Regions from separate parts of the Mus musculus genome. Here region 2 is linked to region 1. Evidence: chromatin loops called from intact Hi-C (ENCODE). Cell type or tissue: gastrocnemius. All regions are shown on one strand. Links, peaks and the distances in the headings refer to the core of each region. The heading gives the core; the rest is flanking DNA.

Region 1 (2,905 bases), core at 114-2,613:
TTGTGCCCATTTGACCTATGAGTGAACCCAGGCTAGGAGGAAACAGACATGGAAAAATCCCTTCCCTGTGTCTCCTGCCAGGACTTGAGCTGTGATTGGAGTCTAGGCTTGCAGCCGGAGTCTGGAAGGCTGACCCCACATTTGTTCTGGGTTCTTGGGCCAAAAAGTAGGCCAGCAGCTTTTCAGGTGCTTTAGGGCTGTGCATGGACATTTCAGAAATCCTTTAGACTAAAACATATTCATTGCCGATATTAAATGGCTGAGGTAATAATAGCCCCTTCCAGGAACATGGATCACTAAGGATTACAGGGTAATCGTGTTGAAACTGTTTGACATCAAGGATGTGGTGGAGTGTGTGGTCAAAGTACTGGGTTCAAGGCTCAACTCTGCCGGATGGTGCGACCCGTGGCAAACCACTACTACCTGTGAGCTTCAGTCTCCTCCACTCTAACTGGAGATAGCAAGTCCTCCTTCTCAAGGCCTCGGGCAACTCCTCTCCAGGGCTCAATCCTTCTTTGCAGCCCTGGGCTTCTTCAGAGTCAATGCAGGACCCAGGCTATGTGCTAGCAAGAAGAGGTCAAGGGCCAGTGCCAACTCTAGGCATCTTCCCACCTATCTCTGTTCCTGCTGCCATGTGCTCAGAGTGATCCCTGGAGTGATGCAGGAGTGTACCAGGAAACCACCTTCTTCCTGGTCCCACACAGTGGCACAGCTAGAGCTACAGCAGCTAGGACCTGAGAGATCTCACTTTAAAGATCAGGAAACTGAGGACTAGAGGGGAAGAGAGTGGTATACAACTGAGCCCAGGGTCTTGACTCCCAGGCGAGGCAGAGACCAGTAGAGTGCCACTGGCCTGTCCTCCCCTGGTACTCATGTGAATTTGGGTCAGTTAAAGGCGTCTCTTTCCTCCAAGGCTTAAGAAACTTGCCAGCAAGCCTGATAAATGCTCAAGTTACTGATTAATGACTCCACTCGGAGTTGTAAATGTGAGTGGAGAGGAGGGACCTGCGTCCTCCCTCAGGCTGGCTGTGACTATGGTGGCGTTGCCTGCTGGGCCACTTTGGCTATGTGACCTTGAGAAGGCTGCTAACCCCCTTTCAGCAAGGGTTGCCAGGTACACATGTGACCACCTTGGGGTGTCCCTGCCTTGGGCACCTGTTCTTGGCTTGCTGGTACTGTAAAAAAAAAAGAGGCAGGGCTACATGGCTCTATACAGGCAGGGCCTACTCCTGCCCTCTGCACCCCCAGATGGGGTAGAATGCTGCTGAGCCCCAACTCCACTCTGCCTGCCTCTGGGATAGCATATTCTCCTCGGGAACCCCCTCTCTGCAGCAGAGATGACAGGGTCTCACCTTTCTCGTGGAAAGGGCTGGAGGACAGAATGGAATAAGTCACAGTGGGCCACCTATCAACCTCAAGGGGACAGAGAGCCCATCCTTCCAGGAACTAGGATCAGTGAGCAATTTTCTTTTAGCCAATGGGGGCAAGGAAGGTTCCCTATAACGCAGTTTCCTCAGGACCCCATGCTGATGCTTCGACCTGTTCACGGTCCCACGTTGGGGAGGCAGGACTGCCTGTTTGATTCAGGCTGCGACTCACCGGGTGCTGGGCATGTGAGAAGTGCCTTACACCCAACCTTAGGCCTGACTGCCTACAACACCTCTCACCCTCTTCCTGACATGCCTGACCTGTTTGTTCCTCAGGAGCCAGTTCCTAATGTCACCTCCCCAAAGTGGCCTACCCAGAACACCTAGCTGGAGCAGCCATAACTCAGCTCTGCCCTCTTGTCCACCTTTCAGCCTGCTACAAACCTTGCTAGAAATATGTTAGGTGTGCTGGAGCCCTAAAGGGAATTCGGCACTAGGCAAGTTCTTATTTAGAGACATCTCAAAACCAGTCTCAGTGGTGTATGACTGTAATCCCAGTCCGTGGGAGATGGAGATGGGAGGATCAGGAATACAGAGTTATAGGATAGTCCCTGTCCTAGTTCACTGTCACACACTGCCCTCCAGAATGGACACTTGGCAGGAGCAGTGACCTTGTCCGGAGCCCTCACCCCTGAATCATCGTATGACTTAAGAAGTGTTTATTGAATGAATCAGCTAATTTGTGGGATAAGTTCTGAGATGTTTTATAATTAAAACTTTGATACATGGTTTCTATACTATCAAATCCAACTATTTAAGTATACAACTCACTTTTCTTTTCCTATTGTGAGTAGTGAGCCCGTTACTATAGTTTAAGCGTTGAGATTTGTGTATTTTGTTCTTGTGAGATAGGGTCTCATTATATAGTCAAGGCTTGCCTAGAACTCACAATCCTCCTGCCATAACAGCTCCCCCGACCCTTGCCTACCCACCATACCAAGTGCTGGGATTACAGGCATGTATTGCTGCGTCCAGCTTAAATTTAAAGTATTTCTGTCACCTCAGAGAGAAACCCTATATCCATCAGCAGTCACCCCTGTGTGCTTCTTCTTACCACTTCCTACAAGGCTTTTTTTTCCACTCCAGATCCTGTGCACTGGACAGCTCATGTGAACACTCTCATACCCTGTGTGGTCTGTCATTACCGGTGGTTCCTGCCCAGCACTTTGGCTGAATGAGACACCCTGTAACAATGGCTCCGTAGGCTGCCTGACCCTTTATTCATGCCATATTTTATTTACCTGGCCATTTGCTTATGAAAATATACCTTATTTCCGCTTATTATGAGCAATGTTGCCATGAACATCCATGGATACATTTTTGTGTGGACAAATGTTTTTACTTCCCTTGGGGATAGTTGCTGGGGACAAATTCTCAACTAGTCCAGGATGGTCTCAAACTCCTTATGTAGTGGAGGATAACTCTGTATTCCTGATCCTCCCATCTCCATCTCCCACGGACTGGGATTACAGTCATAC
Region 2 (2,905 bases), core at 293-2,792, 54 kb after region 1:
TCAATGCAGTGGAGAACATGTGTGGTGACAACCCCACAGGGTGTTTTAAAGGCTACACGAGACAATGCATTGGAAGCGTTGTGCTAGGGACAAAGTCTGGACCGGCCAGGAGCTCAGGGTCTTCACGGAGAGCACACCAGAGTCAGGGCCTGCCCTTGCCAGGACTACTGTGAAAGGCTGTGTTCCATCTGGGTGGGACTGGGTGAGGGAGGAACCTCCCTATGTGTTGACTTCCCATCCCAAGGGCAGACTCTAGGCTGCCCTCATGTCTTCCTCAAAGAAGAGTCTCCACCGGGGAAAGGTGGTCTACTTGGCTGCCTCTAGGAAAGGATATGGGGTGGGGGCATGTGGCCCTACCTGGGTGCTGGAAGGCCAGGCCACGATAGCCTGGGTCCTTTTGGAGCTGGATCTCCTTCAGGGAGAAGATGGAGGCAGCTAGGCAAGAGAAGAGGGCGGGAGAGGCTTGGGTGGAACCACATTCCCACACTTAGCATCCCCACAGAGCCCAGGCACTCTCCAGTCAAGACCAGCCTGGAAGATCTACCATCTCAGGTGGGATCCACCCCCTTAGCTCCAAATGGGAACTGAAGGGGGAAGACATGTGCCCAAGACACTCAGCTGGACCCAAGGCTCCAGGCTCTGTTATAGCTCCCACTCATGCTGGCTGCCCCCATCCCTGCTTCTGGCTGGTCCCTTCTCCCACCCATGCTGGCTGCCCCCATCCCTGCTTCTGGCTGGTCCCTTGGACACTTACTGTCATGGAGCTGATGAACTCGGTCTCCGAGAGACTGGAAGTAGGGGTGATTGAGGGCTGCCTCTGCTGACATGCGACTCTTGGATTCATACTGAAAGGCACAGGGTAGGTAGGCTCTTGGGCCCTGGTGGAGAACCTTCTAGAAAATGGGACTCCTGTGCTAAGGTAGAAGGCTGAGGAGGAAGAAGCTCCTGTCTAACCCAAACCATGCAGTCTCAGGCCTTATGATACCACGGTTTAGACACCAGAGCTTCCCAGGAATGTGACTGCATCTTGGGATGAACATACATGAAAGGTCATGGCTATCACCCTCCAAGTATCAACTCTATTTGTATATGGCACCACTAACTGCCCTTTATCCTGTGCTTGCTCCCAGGTAGGCACTGCACCATCCCCAGCATCTTCTAAAGGATGAACTGATATTCGATAGGAAGTTGAGAAAACTGAGCCTTTTGTCCCCTGGAAATGCCCAACTAGGCCTTGGGTACCAAACACAGAACCTAGTGCTTTGGAGTCACAGGCGGTGTCTGAACTACATGGCTTTCATTCGTTATCGCTCCCAGGGTAGGATGGGAGGAAACTCACCAGGAGGAGGCTGCTCAGGAGGTTGATGCCTTCAGTATCCAACCTGCAAGGAGGAGGTGCTGGCACAGGCACAGCCAGGGGCAGGCTGGGGACCCGAGCCTCTGGGAGGGAGATCACAGTGGGGAGCAAGGGGCCTGGCAAGGGACTACCTGGGGGCGTGGCTGAGCAGTGGCTGTGGTAGGTATCGGGGGAAGTTGTAGGCTCGAAACTCAGAGATGGACGTCACACCCGGCCACGACTCTTCTGTAGGTGTCCCTAGAGACGTGGGACCGGGTAAGAAGTATAAGTGAAGGGCCGAGGCCGATATGGAGAGGGAGCAACATTGAAGAAGAAAGCAGAGTAGTCAAAGCTAGCAGGCCCCCCACCTCGGTGCTTCTGGGTAGACAGAGTTCTAGCGCCCCCTGGTGACGAGGTGGAGCGTACAGAAAGAAACTAACCTAGGAGACGGAAGATGAGGTGCAACTCCTCCTTGACAGTAGAGCCCGGGAAGAGGGGCTTGCCGGTGGCCATCTCATAGAGGATGCAGCCCACGCCCCTGCGGAAGTAAGGGCAACACTGAGGCCAGGAAGAGCAGGCACGCCTCCTAAGGCTGCTATGTGAGGGGTCCAATGGGGCTTGAAAGGCTTGTAAAACCAACCCCCACTACGGACCCCCTTTGTGAGGCCTGCGTCCCCTTAACTGCTAGGCAGGAAAAGATTCAATACTCTCAGTCTCCGAGGAGCCCTGGGCTCGGCCAGACACCTGTGCTGACTTTAAAGTTGAGTTGGTTTTCATTTTACACCAAATCGTACATTTTAACAATAAAATAGTATGTCCCCTTCCAAGATGTTCCAGGGGAGGCCTCATCCATCTACCCTCTGGTAATTCCCACCTCCACCCCCCTGGGAACCACCTCAGAATTATAGCGTTAGAGGCTCTATAAGCTTGGAGAACCTGATATATTTCAGACTTCATTTGCTAACAGCAGCACATCAGGGAGACGTGAAGCCTAAGGGTACGGATGGCCTGGTTCACTCCTGTCTGCAGCTCACTCACCACATGTCAATGGGGGTGGAGTACTCTGTGGATCCCAGCAGCACATCTGGGGGCCTGTACCAGAGGGTCACCACCTCATTGGAATAGGTCTTTGTAGGCACTGATTTGGCCCGGGCCAGGCCTAGGAACAGACATGTTACTAGACCTCCGCTAAAGGGTCCTAAAGGGTCCTATACTCAGACATCCCCCAGCATTCCTGCACACTGAAGAGGCCGTGTAACCCAGGGGTCAGACCCTCCTGCCAACCTGACCCTGGCATCAGCCTCACCAAAGTCGGCCAGCTTCAGCTCGCCCCTCTCATTGATGAGTAGGTTCTGGGGCTTCAGGTCCCGGTGCAGGATCTTGCGGTGGTGGCAGTAGGCCAGACCCCGGAGCAGCTGGAACATGAATATCTGGCCGAGAGAGCAAGAATGAGCAGCTTAGTGGGACTAGGTCCCACGTGGGAGACCCTACGCCTCTGTCTCAGGCTGGAGAGGAACGGGGACCAGAACAAGTCTCTAGGAAGGCTCCCCAATTCTGTCGCCCACCCTG

The links. Hi-C counts contacts between places; a loop is a spot of excess contacts. Peaks named below come from ENCODE experiments on the same cell type or tissue, not always from the same donor. Only the 100,000 strongest peaks of a DNase experiment are listed, where the experiment ranks them.
Region 2: it touches region 1 in a loop (2.0-fold over the local background); 10 of 42 quality-filtered maps call a loop at or near these places.

What each region holds. Positions count from the first base shown.
Region 1 is chr1:132,061,274-132,064,178 of GRCm38, forward strand. All of the region lies in intron 1 of Mfsd4a (major facilitator superfamily domain containing 4A), which reads right to left. Among named protein-coding and RNA genes, the nearest start is that of Mfsd4a, 5.3 kb to the right of the region's middle. In gastrocnemius, for the core only: no CTCF peak of the experiment used is centred there; no DNase peak of the experiment used is centred there; H3K27ac peaks cover 1,495 bases.
Region 2 is chr1:132,115,108-132,118,012 of GRCm38, forward strand. It overlaps Cdk18 (cyclin-dependent kinase 18), which reads right to left. Exons shown (of 16, transcript NM_008795.2): 9 at 2,643-2,766; 10 at 2,375-2,495; 11 at 1,777-1,874; 12 at 1,489-1,594; 13 at 1,340-1,382; 14 at 755-845; 15 at 358-435. Among named protein-coding and RNA genes, the nearest start is that of Gm37120, 14 kb to the left of the region's middle. In gastrocnemius, for the core only: a CTCF peak has its summit at 1,738 (motif pointing left); DNase peaks (open chromatin) are centred at 1,482 and 1,722.